Regions from separate parts of the Homo sapiens genome. Here region 1 is linked to region 2. Evidence: chromatin contacts called from ENCODE Hi-C data. All regions are on one chromosome and are shown on one strand. Each heading gives the region's core, a stretch centred on a gene start or an enhancer-like site at or near the end of the contact. The rest is flanking DNA. Distances are from core to core; before and after follow the strand shown. Region 1 holds the start of OR51G1 (olfactory receptor family 51 subfamily G member 1). Region 2 holds the start of OR51T1 (olfactory receptor family 51 subfamily T member 1).

Region 1 (7,800 bases), core at 783-3,282, 42 kb before region 2:
ATCACTGCCTAAACTGCTCACAGCAAACTCTGCAAATCCTTTGATATCTACTTTTTCCTTCACAGCCCAGTTCCCCTCCAAGTCTCTACTTCTTTCCTTTATTTCTTCCTCTTTCCTTGCCATCGTTCTTTATATCCCTTTTTTTTGCTTCTCATTTGAAATCATAAAACAAGAATGGTTTTATTCTTATATTAAATTGTTATTATTTTATTGTTATTCATTTGGATTTGAAATGTGAGTGGCAAAAGCTACAGGGATTGTATTCTTTCTTCAGTAGAGGCCCTTCAATGTGCTTCTACTTTGCCAGGAAAGAAACAGAAGCTTTTTGAAAGAATGTTCTCAACTTCCTATCTTTCTTTTCTAAAAAATCCTAATATTCTCACCCATCTGTAGATTTTCTCTCAGAGGGAAATGGCACAGAATATAAACTTTTTACTTAATCCTCCTCACCCACTAATAAGGTAAGCCCTTACAATGCTTTGCCAGTCTATTAAAACAGTCTCTGAAAAATTAACAGTGACTTAGCCATTGTAAGTAAAATGTCTAAAAAACAAACAAACAAACAAACAAACTTGTCCTACTTCATTTTTTTTTTTTTTGTAGTTAACAGTGGTGGCTTGGTTTTATTGACATTATGTACTATTACTTTCATCCTATTTCTCTGATTCTCCATTCTCTGTCCCCTTTCTAGTTTTAACATTATGACCTGCCCTCATTTAAAAGTTATCAGTTTTATGAACTGACCCCCCATCTTTCCTTTTCACCATTCATCTCCTAGGGACTTTCTCCATACCCACGGTGCATACCTGTAACTCAAGCCCTCAGTCACACCACAATCGCTACATATAATATCCTCTAGACCCTCTCCCCAGAAATTTCTCTTTAAATTCAGCATATCCAAACTGGACTCGGTCTCTAAAACATGTGTCTTCTGTTGCCATCCATCTTGACTTATTGAATGGTATTCATATAATGGAAATGTCTATTCATAGACTTTTCCAAGATAGGAAACGCATGGGATTTTAAATTTAATTTTTTTAATGTTCTCTTCTAATGGCTAAAGTACTGTGCAATAGTAGTGGGAAAATACGGTTTAATGTCCAATAACATAGACTTTGCAGTACAATGTCAGGGTTTAAATTTCATCCCCAACACTTACTTGCTCTGTAAACCTACCCAGGTCACTTTACCTCTCTGCGCTACAATTTTCTCACCTGTACTATGCTCCTAAGAATAGAACTTACAAGATAGAACTGGTGTCAGAGTTGAATGATGTAATGCACATTAGGCATTTACAAATTAACAGGCTCACAATGCATTTAATAAATGTTATCTTTTAGGATTTTAATGCATGTGACAATGTACTAGTCACACTACACTTATATATATATAACACAATAGAGCATTTTTCAATGCAATTGAATAAAATTTATGAAGGCAGAACAAAGGAGAACTCAGTTCAGATATTACAGGAACAGACCTGGATACCTAGATGTCATATCAATCCCAGCCCCACAGGCAAAACTCACTCTGAATGCCTTCTGGTTTCGTTTCCTCATTCTAAACCAAAGATTTCAGGCTTTTCCTGGTGATTTCAGATTTTTCTCCTTTGCTCCTTGTGTTTCAAACCTAGTGTAAATCTCTTCTTCCTTCCCATCTCTAGATCCAGTCCTGGCTTAACTGCCCTGCTATTAAAGACATACATCTCGTATCATATCTCTCAGAACGAAGTCCCAAATTCCCCTTTTCTAGAATTGTTTTCTGAAGTCCAAGATTCTTCCAAGATGTTCCTTTGTTCCAGGCTTCAGATTAGCCTACTATTATTTGCCTCCTCATCCATCAAAAGTCTCCTTCCTAGACCCAGTAGAAAAGGCTAATAGATCAGCCCCCACCCAGTTCTCCCCTATGCCATCTGCAGATGCTTCCTTACTGGCTGATCTTGGGACATTTAGGTGAGTGAGAATTCAGCCTTGTCACTTTCCAGGAATCTCATTCTATATTCCAGGTTTCTGAGTCCAAGATTGTAAAGCTATGACAATTCTTCTTAATAGCAGCCTCCAAAGAGCCACTTTCTTCCTGACGGGCTTCCAAGGTCTAGAAGGTCTCCATGGCTGGATCTCTATTCCCTTCTGCTTCATCTACCTGACAGTTATCTTGGGGAACCTCACCATTCTCCACGTCATTTGTACTGATGCCACTCTCCATGGACCCATGTACTATTTCTTGGGCATGCTAGCTGTCACAGACTTAGGCCTTTGCCTTTCCACACTGCCCACTGTGCTGGGCATTTTCTGGTTTGATACCAGAGAGATTGGCATCCCTGCCTGTTTCACTCAGCTCTTCTTCATCCACACCTTGTCTTCAATGGAGTCATCAGTTCTGTTATCCATGTCCATTGACCGCTACGTGGCCGTCTGCAACCCACTGCATGACTCCACCGTCCTGACACCTGCATGTATTGTCAAGATGGGGCTAAGCTCAGTGCTTAGAAGTGCTCTCCTCATCCTCCCCTTGCCATTCCTCCTGAAGCGCTTCCAATACTGCCACTCCCATGTGCTGGCTCATGCTTATTGTCTTCACCTGGAGATCATGAAGCTGGCCTGCTCTAGCATCATTGTCAATCACATCTATGGGCTCTTTGTTGTGGCCTGCACCGTGGGTGTGGACTCCCTGCTCATCTTTCTCTCATACGCCCTCATCCTTCGCACCGTGCTCAGCATTGCCTCCCACCAGGAGCGACTCCGAGCCCTCAACACCTGTGTCTCTCATATCTGTGCTGTACTGCTCTTCTACATCCCCATGATTGGCTTGTCTCTTGTGCATCGCTTTGGTGAACATCTGCCCCGCGTTGTACACCTCTTCATGTCCTATGTGTATCTGCTGGTACCACCCCTTATGAACCCCATCATCTACAGCATCAAGACCAAGCAAATTCGCCAGCGCATCATTAAGAAGTTTCAGTTTATAAAGTCACTTAGGTGTTTTTGGAAGGATTAAGTTAGAGTAAAGAGAGGAAGTTTTGGACATAAAGCCCACAGGTTTCTGTTTGTTTTCAGCTGTGCTGTGGCAAAATAATAAACCGTTGACTGTCAACAAAAAGGCAATTGGCTGTGCAACATAAGGCAGTGTGACCAGGAGAAAGTTACTTACCTCTCTGTTCTCCAGTTTCCTCAACTGCAGAATGAGCAAGGAAATAATTATAATACCTTCCTTCCTCATAGGGATGTTGTAAATATTTAATAATTTAGGTAGTTTTCTAACACAGTGTCTGGCAAATATACAATTTTCAATAAATATTAACCATTATGATTGGACAAAATCTAAAACAGTACAAAAGTTTCATCTTTCAATTCTCTGGCCAGTGTAATTTCATTGATGATTAACTGTTTAAACATATTTTTATTTATTTATTTTTATGTTACTTTATCATAATTACAGATTTTATTCATTTACAACATATTTGTACATATCTATATCCACACCCCAGGCAATGATTTTTCATGATAGTCTTTACTAAACATATGCCCACAAAATTAAGAAAAGGAGGAGACACCCTGGGAGTTTAAGGGAAGTTATCAAATTGAAACAGCACAAAATTATGCATGGATAATCCTCAAAAGATGTAATTGAGATTGAGGATTATCACCTGAGTAACTGGGGAAAAGCCTTGATTTCTTCCTTTAGATATGAAGGTAAAAGAGTAAAAATGTAAAAGAAAATTATGTGTTATTTTGTGCTTATTTGTAAGACGTTTCTCTCATCTCTGTATCTAGCCATATCAAACAAAGTCTGCATGAAGAAACAAATACTGCTGTTTTTCTTTCTTGGTGTATTTTGATATTCCTTGGCATATAAATCTGCTGTGTCATGCTTGTTTGTGTTGGTACATATATCCTAGTTGGCCAGTTTGTGTGAATTCATTTCTGTACATTATCACATATATCTAGATACATAGGGAGTGAACTTAGTAACTCTTTATATATTCATGTAGGTATTTTCTGCTATGACTTTATGTGGAGTCATGAGAAGGAGAGGGTTTTAAACAGCAATTTCTTCTCTTTCTAGTTACCTTGTCTTGACTCTAGATTCCAGAAAGGAAAGTCACCAGAAGGAAAACATAAAAATGTGAAATTCACCATGAAGAAGAAGTAAATTTAACTAGTAGAGCTAGAAGCAAGTTACCTACACTAAAAATTATCAATTAAGTTGATCATTTTTTCATATGCTTGTTGGCCATTAAGTGAAACATCTCAGAAACAGAAAGTCAAATACTGCATGTTCTCCCTTATAAGTGAAAGCTAAATAATGTTTACACCTGGACATAGTGTTCGAAATAATAAACACTGGTGACTCAGAAATGTAGGAGAATGGGAGGGCAGTAAGGCATGAGAAATTACCTAATGGGTACAATACACATTACTCAGGTGATGGTTACAGTAAAAGGCCAGACTTCACCACTATGCAATATATCTATGTAACAACACTGCACTTGTACCCTTTAAAATTATACAAATTTTTTAAAAGCAATAACTTTTAATAAAACTTTTTAAAAATTAATAAAGATCTATTTTAGAGCCTCTTCTTTCCCTGTGAAGAAGACACCAAAGAAAACAACTGCAAACATAACCGCTTTTGCATAACTTTAAATAAGTGCATATGATCATGAATACATACAAAGGTACACAATGGCTCGAGTATTTTAAATATGTAGATTCATACAAATATACATTCTCGTGAAATACCAAGTTTTGATAAGATACATGCACTGAACAACAGTGCTTACATGCTCACACAAGTGAAACCATACAGATCTGCACATGCATGCATATGTGTCCCAAATTAGAAACCTTCCGTAACTACACTTTTTCTTAGTACAGTGTTTCCATACTGGATGAAGCCATCAGCCTTTGGCCAGTGCATGACTTGAATCCCTCACGGATCTGCCACTGTCATTTATTTTATTTTATTTTGTTTTGTTTTGTTTTATTGTATTTTATCCATGTTTACAACCTAGTCCACTTACTCATGCTGGGCCTCTTTTGGAAAAGTCAGTATGCCTCTCTCTTTGCTAGACTGAGGCCCCAAGGCAGGATTTGGGACAACTTGGTTATAGCAGAGCTCTTTGGACTACATCTGAATTGTGAGCCTAGGGAAAAGAAGAGCTTCCCTTTTACAGAGTTCAAATAAGATAGGTACTTCATCCACTTGTCACAAGAATATAAAAGTCCTACAAGCTGCGCCTATGCTTTCTGCCATTTGTCAGTTATCCCTTCAATACCAACTTGTTACTCAGCTCATGGGATATTGTTTGGAAATCAGGACAGAATCTAAATGAGCTCCAGTGGTTTGACTTAAAAGATTAGCTACCTCTAAACTCACAGAATTCAATAAATATTCACTTGTTCATATAGTGTTATGTCTAAGTAAACACTCAAAGATGACATCTGATACCTATCAGTAATGACTGGATTTATTTACTACTAGAAGCACTTTATTTTCTGAATTAAAGTATACTTTTTAGGTAGGATATTAGAGAAAAGATTACCCTTCTCATTTTGAATATTTTATGGAGAATCAACATATGATGGTAAACCATAAATATAGGTAAAATTTGAATGAAACCCAAAGGGATTTTTATAACACAATTTCTCTCCCTATTTGGGGCTGAGAAATGAAACAAAAGTCCTTGACAGAACTGCACACAACACTACCTGAAACCATACCAAAGGCATTATGTTTAATTGTTCTGTGCTTGCTTTGCATTTAATTATATGATCTTTGCTATTATCATTATGACCATAATCCTCCATAATATTCTGAGCACTTCTTACATCTGGGGCCTCATGTCAGAGTATGGAGATTTCCTTTCTGTGTCATAATGAGTTTGGTGTAAAGCCCAATCTCCAAATGTCAGTGGCTAGAATGGAACTATGTTGGAAGAAATTAAGCTGGAATTTGTAGAAATAGTCATAGCTGAATAAGAGGAGAAGAAGTGCATTGTGGAAACAGTATGAAAGGAAGGTACAGCAAGCAAAAGACCACTTACACAAGCCAATTATAGATGGCCTACTCTTGGTTCTACTAGGTACTTACATTAAGAAAGGTTTAAATTCAGGGCTGGCAAAGGTCTCTGAATAATGTTAGAACCCAAGAGAAGAAGGCTTAGGTTTCTTAAAGAGACCACAAAGAGCACTTATAAAAAGGTCCCATAAAGACAGAAATCTAGATATCCACAAAACATAATAGCCTATTCCCTCCCTTCATTTCTCTCTCTAAAATGCCTTCTTCATCAGCTTTCCCAGGGGCCAAAAATTAACTCTTCATACCCTTGTAATCACATAAAAACTCCTTTTCAGTTCTAATTACCTTTTGCAGGGGCTCATCTCACCCCCAAGTGTACAAGAATGGATTAGTTTCTCCAATTAGCTCCTGGATGTCTGGAAACAAAGGACTGAGTTCTGAGTGGATCAGAGACAGGAAGAGGAGATGAAGTCCCTAAGAGTATGCAGAAATCAGGAGCATATAGGGTTACCTGAGCACCCAGAATAATCATCAATACCATCCCAGCATTTTCAAGAACCTAGCCTGACTTCCTTCCTCCCCTTGGTGATGGAGAAAGCATTCAATTTAAAAAAATCCCTTTTTAAATTCACTTATGATTGTAAAGTGAATTTAATTCTCCAGTGTGCATAAATTGGGGTTATGCCATATCACACATAAAACATTATCAATAGCACCCACTCTGCTTTCCCAAAGTTGTGGCGTTGGTTCAAAACTCTTGCCATATTCTTCACCAGTGGCTGGTACATGGCATCCTCTGGGCTTTCCATCCTGGTATCTCACAAGACCAGTCTCCTTGCCCCTTTTTCTCTTATCTCCAGGGTCTGAGGTAATGAGGTCCAGGGAGCCAGGCCTGCTAGGGAATTGGTTAAAGATCCTTGAAAGGGTCTCAGTGGATACCTTGGGCAGTTGCATAAAAATCATGGATTTAAACATCCGTCCTCCAGTCACTCTAGCGTTCATGGCCTTTATTTTTAGCCTTGGTATGCGAGGAGTTCATATAGTAGCCAGGTGTTTGATGCTGAGTGTAGAGCCAAGAAAAGATCCCAGAAGGCTGAGCCCGAGCTTTGGAGAGAGAAATGGTAGAAGGGACTTTGTCTACCAAAAGGCTGCAGAGAGCACCTGCTAAGGATGGTAAATGCTACAGTCAGATTTTGCTGGCTTCATGGGATCCCAGGTCTGATCTTAGCACCAGCTCAGAAAGTAGACAACAGCTTTCTCACATCAGTCAATTTCCTTGTTTTCTTGCCCAGAGACTTGCCTCCTATATGGTAACAGCAGGAATATTGATGAGACCCAGAGAATTAAGCAAGTTAGGTGGGCAAAATTGTCATGCAGGCATGAAACGAGCTCGGTTATTAAAGGTCAACATCTACCCCTAGTCTCAGACACAAGTTAGTAGAATAGGAGTTATTTCCAAGAAACAAGGAGATGGATAGGAAGTAGTCTGACTCTTTGGGAAAAAGCTTTTCTGTGACATAAAACATATTTCCCTGAGTGATCACAAAGTGTGGTCTATTATAATAGAATCAGAACAGTCATTCAACTTGCTCAAGTCCCTTCAGAAAGTAGTCTTAAAGCAAAACAACTTGAGGGCAGAAACGCCATGGATTAAGTCTATCTTGCTGAACCCACTGTATCCTGGACAGCTGCTTTAGGTCAGGAACAATGAAGTCCTTACCAAAACTGCTAATGGGTTCTGCGAGGATTTTAAATGAGAGGAACTCAGAATAATTATCA
Region 2 (6,983 bases), core at 1,571-4,070:
GGATTGTAGATCTGCCAAGGTGAACTTTTAGAAAAGTCTTCAAAAGAAGCAATCGTAAAGCCAGAGACATCTGAAATAACTGATGCAGAAAAGTTTGGATGGTTAGATTAGTGTGTGTTCTGGGACGTCTGCTCTGCCACAAGTTAATTTCAGGGTCAGAGACTCTGCCATAGTATGATACTCTCTAAGGGAAATTGTATGGCGTCAGATGTCTAGAAACTAGATATATCTTTGGCTTCTTGCACTTTTGAATAATAGTTGTATTTTTTTCCTTTTGATGAGGACAGAACCAAAGAGACATTTATTTGGCAGCAATATGAGAACAAAAACTTGAAAGGTAAAATACTGAACTGTGGTATAATAGAATACAAAGACTTCCCGCTGAGTGCACAAGGCAAAGAAACATTTTAGCTACAATGAGGGACTTGGAGTTTGAAAAACCGAATTTTACTTATAATTGCATACTTTATAGGACGGTCATTCACTTGTTTTTCCTCACCTAAAAAGTGTGTGAGTCCCGCCACACACTCTTATGTAATCTCAATTACCTGAGTATAATGCATGAAAGGAAACTCATGCAATTACTTTTAATTATAAATGATATGTGATTATTGTTGGTAAAGGGGATTGGAGCCCAAGCGAAGCAAAATCACAAAGTTGTCAGTGCTTGAGCTGAACAACATAGCTTGAAAGAAAACTGAGGTCAACAAACCAGATTGGGAGTGGTGTTCCCTATCTGCCAAGGAACAGGAAGTTTATATAAGGGGAGGAGAGAGGTGGCTCAAATCAGAGTAACTGCTTGGTCCACAATGCTCAGACATGAGTTATCCTAGGTAGGATGAAATTATCAAAACTGTGGAAAAAAATGTGAAGAATTATCTCCAGCACCCTAACAACCCTGTGCCTGAGTTTACTTCTTCACAAAACAAATATTGTTAATAAAGGCAATCTAGAAATTTCCTATTCAAAAGCATCAAAGCTACTGTGCAATTCTAGAGTGATGAGTATACCAGAAGGTAGAAGCAGTCAATAGCTAGGTAGAAAATTAACAACCCAAGAAACAAGAGCAAATAGAAAAAAGCTGCAGTTCTGAGAGTTAGCAATGGAGTAGCTATGGAATCAGGATTAGAACTATATTAGAATATATAGGCAATGAGAAAACAATGAAAGTCAATGTGTAATTTTATATATTGGATGGATTGGAGGTATATAAAGTACTAACTAAAACTGAAAAAATATCACTTCTATAAGAAGAAAAGGGATTAAAGAAAGATAGAGGTATAGGGAGTATATTTGTAAGGATACAGCACTCTCTAGAAGTGACACCAGGAACTGAAACCAATGTACAAGATTTTCCTAAAGTTTTTAATTATAACTTTCTACGTGTGTGCCTTTGTGCACATATGTAACTTTTCCTTTTACCAGCTCAAGTAACAACCTTCATTGCCTCACTGGAAATATCACCTCAGGGAAAAAAAAAAATTGTTCAGCTGGATGTGAAAATAAAATTTTAATTTACTTCTGGTCTAAAAATTACTGTCTTAAAGGAGATAAAGTTTTCCACTATATTAAAGTGACTAGTCTGCTTTTATATGCACAGGAGTCATGTCATTGTTTAAAATGGTTCAGGGACATATGCTCAATTAATTTGGTTTAAATTATGGTATTAAAAATTAAAAATAAAACTCTTTGATAAGCTCAGGGGAAAATTACTGTCTTCTTCCCACTCCTAAAATTCAATTGGAATTGACTCAGCAACCAAAACACCTGTGGATAAGACTGCCCCAAGTCCCTTTCTTTCCAAAGCATAATTCGTGTCCTGACAATTTCCTACCTTCAATCCCATCTTCCCCTAAGACCCCTCACATTAAAACCCCATGAACCCTTGGATTGGAGCAGCTGGAACATAGCCTGGCGGATTGTCTTGGTCTTCAAGCTGTAAATGATAGGGTTCAGCACAGGTGGTAAGAGCAGATAAATATTGGCCAAAGTGCTACAGAGCACCCTTGGGGTGGAGTGGAAGAGGCGGTGTGCCAAAGAGAGGCTGATCAGTGGCACATAGAAAATAGTGACTGCACAGATGTGACAGACACAAGTGCTGAGAGCTTTTTGTTGCTTCTTTCGGGCCACAATGCCCAGAACAGTACGGAGGATCAGGACATAGGAGAAAAGAATAAACAATACGTCAGTGCCATTCAGGTAGAGCTGAAGAAACAGTCCCCAAAAACTGCTGATCCAAGGTTTGGAATATGTGTATTTGATCACTTCTGGGTGGTAGCAAAATGGATGGGAAAGCTCGTGACCCCCATGAAAAGACACAGTGTTTATGGCTACAAGAAGGGGAAGTAAGAAAACTGCTGGTCTAATGCAGATGACCAGCCCTATCACCAGGACCATCCTGTCTGTGAGGATAGTAGCATAGTTCAGTGGGTTACAGATAGCCACGAAGCGGTCAAAGGCCATGGCTACCAGCACCGAGGACTCCAGCAAGGAGAAAGCATGCACAAAGAACATTTGAATGAAGCAAGCTTTAAAGCTGATCTCCCGGGCATGAAACCAGAGAACACCAAGCACAGTGGGAAGGGTCGTAATGGTCAGACATAGATCAACAGCTGCCAGCATGGAGAGGAAATAATACATGGGTTTGTGGAGTCTCCGCTTAGTAATGATGACAAGAAAGATCATACTGTTTCCCAAGAGGGCAATGGTGTAGAGACAGCAGACTGGAATGGAGATCCAGACATGAGCACATTCCAGCCCAGGGAATGCAGTGAGGAGGAAGTTTGAGGAAGACGAAGTGGTGTTATTGAATATTGCCATGGTTGGTTGAAGACACTGAACTATGAGGAAAGAAAAATAATTAAGATTCTTTATATATATAGCATACATTTTATTAGTCATTTTATATACAATTTTAAATTTAAGGTAGTTATTTTTCTTCTGTTTTAAAGAAAGGAAATGGACCCAGGAAGGTTAAATAGTATATCTAGGCTAAAATAGTTCAATACAGATTCAAATTCAAAACCAAATTTACTAACTCCAAAGTCTATTATTTTTTACTAAACTTCAGATGATCAGAGAGGCCAGGCTAATGAGACAATTTGGATAGCTGAATGTTGTAATTTCCTTCCTTTAAAATACAATTTTTTAATATCCTTTTATACTTGTATATGATGTACAGGAGGGGTAGAGATGAGAAATAAGCAAAATAGAGAACTATGTTCTCATGACTCATCTAAAGAAGAATGTTTGTGGAGTCCAAGTGTTTTTAAAATTATGTATAAAAGTCTACATATGTTTGTATTGTTTTTGTCTTCACGTGCAGATGAATGCAGAGGGCATTTGGGGGTGCAAAAGTAACTGAGCGATGAGATGCTTATAAAGCAGATATCAGTTATCCTCTGTTCTTGGAATGATATCTCATAAAGGCAAAGAAATGACACTGGATAATGCAAGGCGGTAAGAGGAGAGGAGACAGTGGTTCCGTTTGCTGCTGGGGAAATCTTTCCTGTGGAATGGAGACAGAAGAAGAAGCAGAGGGCTTTCTCTCTGTGAGGTCATACACTCTGGAGCCAGTGGTAGGTCAAAGTTCAGTGCCTAAATTTATCAAGGTTTTCTCAACATTGCTGGCTAACCAGAGCAATATATTAGTGCTTTCTCTCTTCAGGTACAAGTCTCCATCTGACTGGCCAGGAAGAAGGTAGCATCTGCCCATTCATATACAGAAGACCAGGTGAAATTATTTGAATAACACTCACTCAACTCAATAACAGAGTGACCCAAAGGTCAACATCCCTATTTTCTGGCATCAGTAATGTTACAGACCCATCCTCTTCATTTACCAACCCCTACCTTCTGTTAATTTGTTAACACTGAATTATATTTCCTCCACAATTCAGAATATACCCTGAAAGTTCCCTGACATATTAAGCTAAAACTACCCTCTGCTTCAATCTTTGCCCCACATTTTGCTTGGACCTTTCCCTTGGTGCTTAATAATGAGGCACAACTGATATTGGTAATTTATATATCCAAGTACTGTGTTCTTCTGCCAGAAGTTTGAGATTCTTGAAAGTTTGGGAATGCACGTTTTTAATCTCTCAATGCTAGTTACTAAAGCAGGATCAGGAAAAACAGAAATCTTCATTTAGCAACATTGATTGATTACCAAACAATTATGGCCACAGAAAGGGAGTTTTGAGTCCTATCGTCTTTTGCCTTTTTCTCTTCTTTCTCCTCCTGTCTTCTCTCTCCCATCTCAATTTCTTCCAGTATCTGTTACACCCCTCCCTTTCTTCATCCCATCTTACTTGTAGTTCCCATCAATTTATTGCTTTATCTTCTTCCTCTCCTTATCTTACCATCCCTCATTTTTAAAAAACTCCCCCTGCCCCACTTCAGTTTTTTTCTCCACGTTTGCACTCCCGTCTTACCTGGTCACATCAGCAGGAAACACCACCAACTTCTCTTCAGTCCCATAACAGAGCAGGGACTAAACCAGCTTCCAAAAGCGAGGGCTTTATAGGCAGCCTAGTAGAGTCCCCAGGCAATGGGGAGCATTCTTGATTAGTAAGCATTCTGGTTGGAGTGAGTGATGGAACCCATCAGCAACTCAGACACATCTCCGAGACTTACCCCCAAACCCTGCTCCCAGGCCCAAGCAAATCCCATCCATCAAGGGCTGGGAGAAGAGCCCTAGCCCTGGAGGCAGACAGTAATAGATATCTGCTAAGACTGCCTGCCTGGGTCAAATAACTATAACCATTCCTCTTTACCCAGCCTTAGGCTAAGGAATCTCAGCCAGGAAGGCTCCCTGAATGTCAGAGCTGGATTAGGAGAGCAGAAAGAGTCATCCCATTGTTCTCTGTTTTCAATATATCCTCTTCCTAAGAGGTCTCATTACTCTCCTGGCCATTCCTACATCCCTCCTCTTACACAGGAACTCCTCCTAAGAACCCTTCCGATTCAAGTCATATCTGGAGCCATCTACCTTCTACGCATAAGTAACTTAACATTTGATGAACACATAATATGCTTCAGAAACTATATCTTTCAAACGCATTGTCTTAATCAACCTTATGAGTTAAGTATTATTACCTATTATTTCACAGCTGAGGAAATTGAAGTTCAGAGAGATTTTTTAATAACTTCGCTGTCTAAAAGTTAGCAAGTTGCAGAAATGGTACTCAAGCCTATTTCAGAAATGGTACTCAAAATTTTGAAATAAGTCTTATTTCAAAGCTTTCCATCTTAACCATCATGCTATACTACCTTCTAATGTCAACTGTTTCCACTCATATCTTCAGGAACTATGGTTTAAATTCATTGTCCTTAATCTGTCGATTTCATAGATTGATTCCCAACTGTGTGCCCACATATGGTTTAAGCTTCATTTAGACTGGAATCCAACTATTCACAGTAGACAGTCAATTAATAATCCTGATTATATCTAATCTACCCTGGCTTTTTGTACTTTCCCCTGTCTTGAGACAGAATCTCTCTGTGTCACTGAGGCTGGAGTGCAGTGGCACGATATCGTGTCACTGCAACTTCCACCTCCTGGGTTCAAGCAATTCTCCTGCCTCAGCCTCCCCAGTATCTGGGATTACAAGTGCCTGCCACCATGCCTGGCTAATTTTTGTATTTTTAGTAAACATGGGGTTTCATCATGTTGGCCAGGCTGGTCTCAAACTCCTAACCACATGATCCACCCGCCTCGGCTTCCCAAAATGCTGGGATTACAGGTGTAAGCCACCGCGCCCGGCCCTTTTTGTTTCTTGAAACATTTTCCAAATATATTCTCACTATATACGTATGAGTCACACTGAGCAAAGGTGCTTATCCCAGTGAGTATCAAGGAAGATCAAGTAACTTTATAAAGTTACACATCAGGTAATGCTCAGATGCATAAGTAAACACCACCCTCTTTCCCTGGTTCCTATCAGTGAAGATGAGTGACTGAAAATTTCAGATAAGATTTATGAATATTAAATAAGAACAGAAAGAATAGGAAGTATTAAATCAATCTTAATAAAGTATAGTTTTCACTAATTCAAAAATATATATTAAGTGTCACCATATGGTCTAAACTACATTACACACTTGAGGTATGATGAAGTGGGATAAAAGGGTCCCTGTTCATATGGAGTATATATTAAGCACAAGTCAGAAAAGCCCTCTGAACAGAAGTGAGGCTGAGGTTGAGATCTAAAGCTTATATGAAATTTCTTATTTTTCCAACTCACTGAATGCACCATTTTCTCAAACTCTGCACATGCTATTTATTTTTAATATTTTTTCTGATTCCAACCCCTTAAATATGTATACCTTATGTTATAAAATATATAAATAAATACACAAATAAAGGCAAAAGAAAATAAATGTTCTATGTTCATCACTGAATACCAGAGTGATTCTAATGGACTAAGCAGTCCGGATAGATTTCTCAAAAAAGTTATTAAAAAATGACATACAACAGAAAACTACTCAACAATAAAAAGGAATAAACTACCAATACATGCAATAACATAGGTGAATCTCAAAAGCATTTTACTAAGAAGCTAGACACAAAAGACTGCATAATGCAAGGTTTCATTTGCATGCCACTCTGGAAAAACAATCATTATAGGGAAGGATTGCCAATCAATGCTTGCCAGTCAATGTTTGCCTTCTGTTGGGTGATAATAGAGTAGTTGACCACAGATGGGAAGCATAAAGAAATTTGGGGAAGTGATAAAATTGTTCTGTATCTTTGTTTCAGTGGTGGGAACACAACGCATTTGTCAAAACTTGTAAAACGATATACCAAAGTGAGTAAATTTTATTATACATAAATGTTTGAAAATTTATATACAATTTTAAAGTATAAATGTTTATGTTTTATCAAGCTAAAATAAATTATTGCTCTCATGAAAACCATTATGCAATTTCATATCACTACCCATTGTATTTGTACTATTTGATACGGCAGCTACTAGTTACAT

What was found. Hi-C counts contacts between places; a loop is a spot of excess contacts on that map. Pooled maps may share reads with other maps.
Region 1: a pooled map shows a loop between it and region 2 (2.4-fold over the local background). The contact joins the promoter of OR51G1 here to the promoter of OR51T1 in region 2. A Hi-C loop is called at or near these places in 1 of 50 pooled maps.

The regions. Positions count from the first base shown.
Region 1 is chr11:4,918,571-4,926,370 of GRCh38, reverse strand. It overlaps OR51G1 (olfactory receptor family 51 subfamily G member 1), which reads left to right and starts at 2,032. Exons shown (of 1, transcript NM_001005237.1): 1 at 2,032-2,997. The coding sequence starts at 2,032. The coding sequence ends at 2,997. The region is part of intron 2 of MMP26 (matrix metallopeptidase 26); the gene reads right to left. It overlaps OR51G2 (olfactory receptor family 51 subfamily G member 2), which reads left to right and starts at 7,021. Exons shown (of 2, transcript NM_001005238.2): 1 at 7,021-7,194.
Region 2 is chr11:4,877,737-4,884,719 of GRCh38, reverse strand. OR51T1 (olfactory receptor family 51 subfamily T member 1) reads right to left here and starts at 2,820. Exons shown (of 1, transcript NM_001004759.3): 1 at 1,837-2,820. The coding sequence starts at 2,820. The coding sequence ends at 1,837. All of the region lies in intron 2 of MMP26 (matrix metallopeptidase 26), which reads right to left.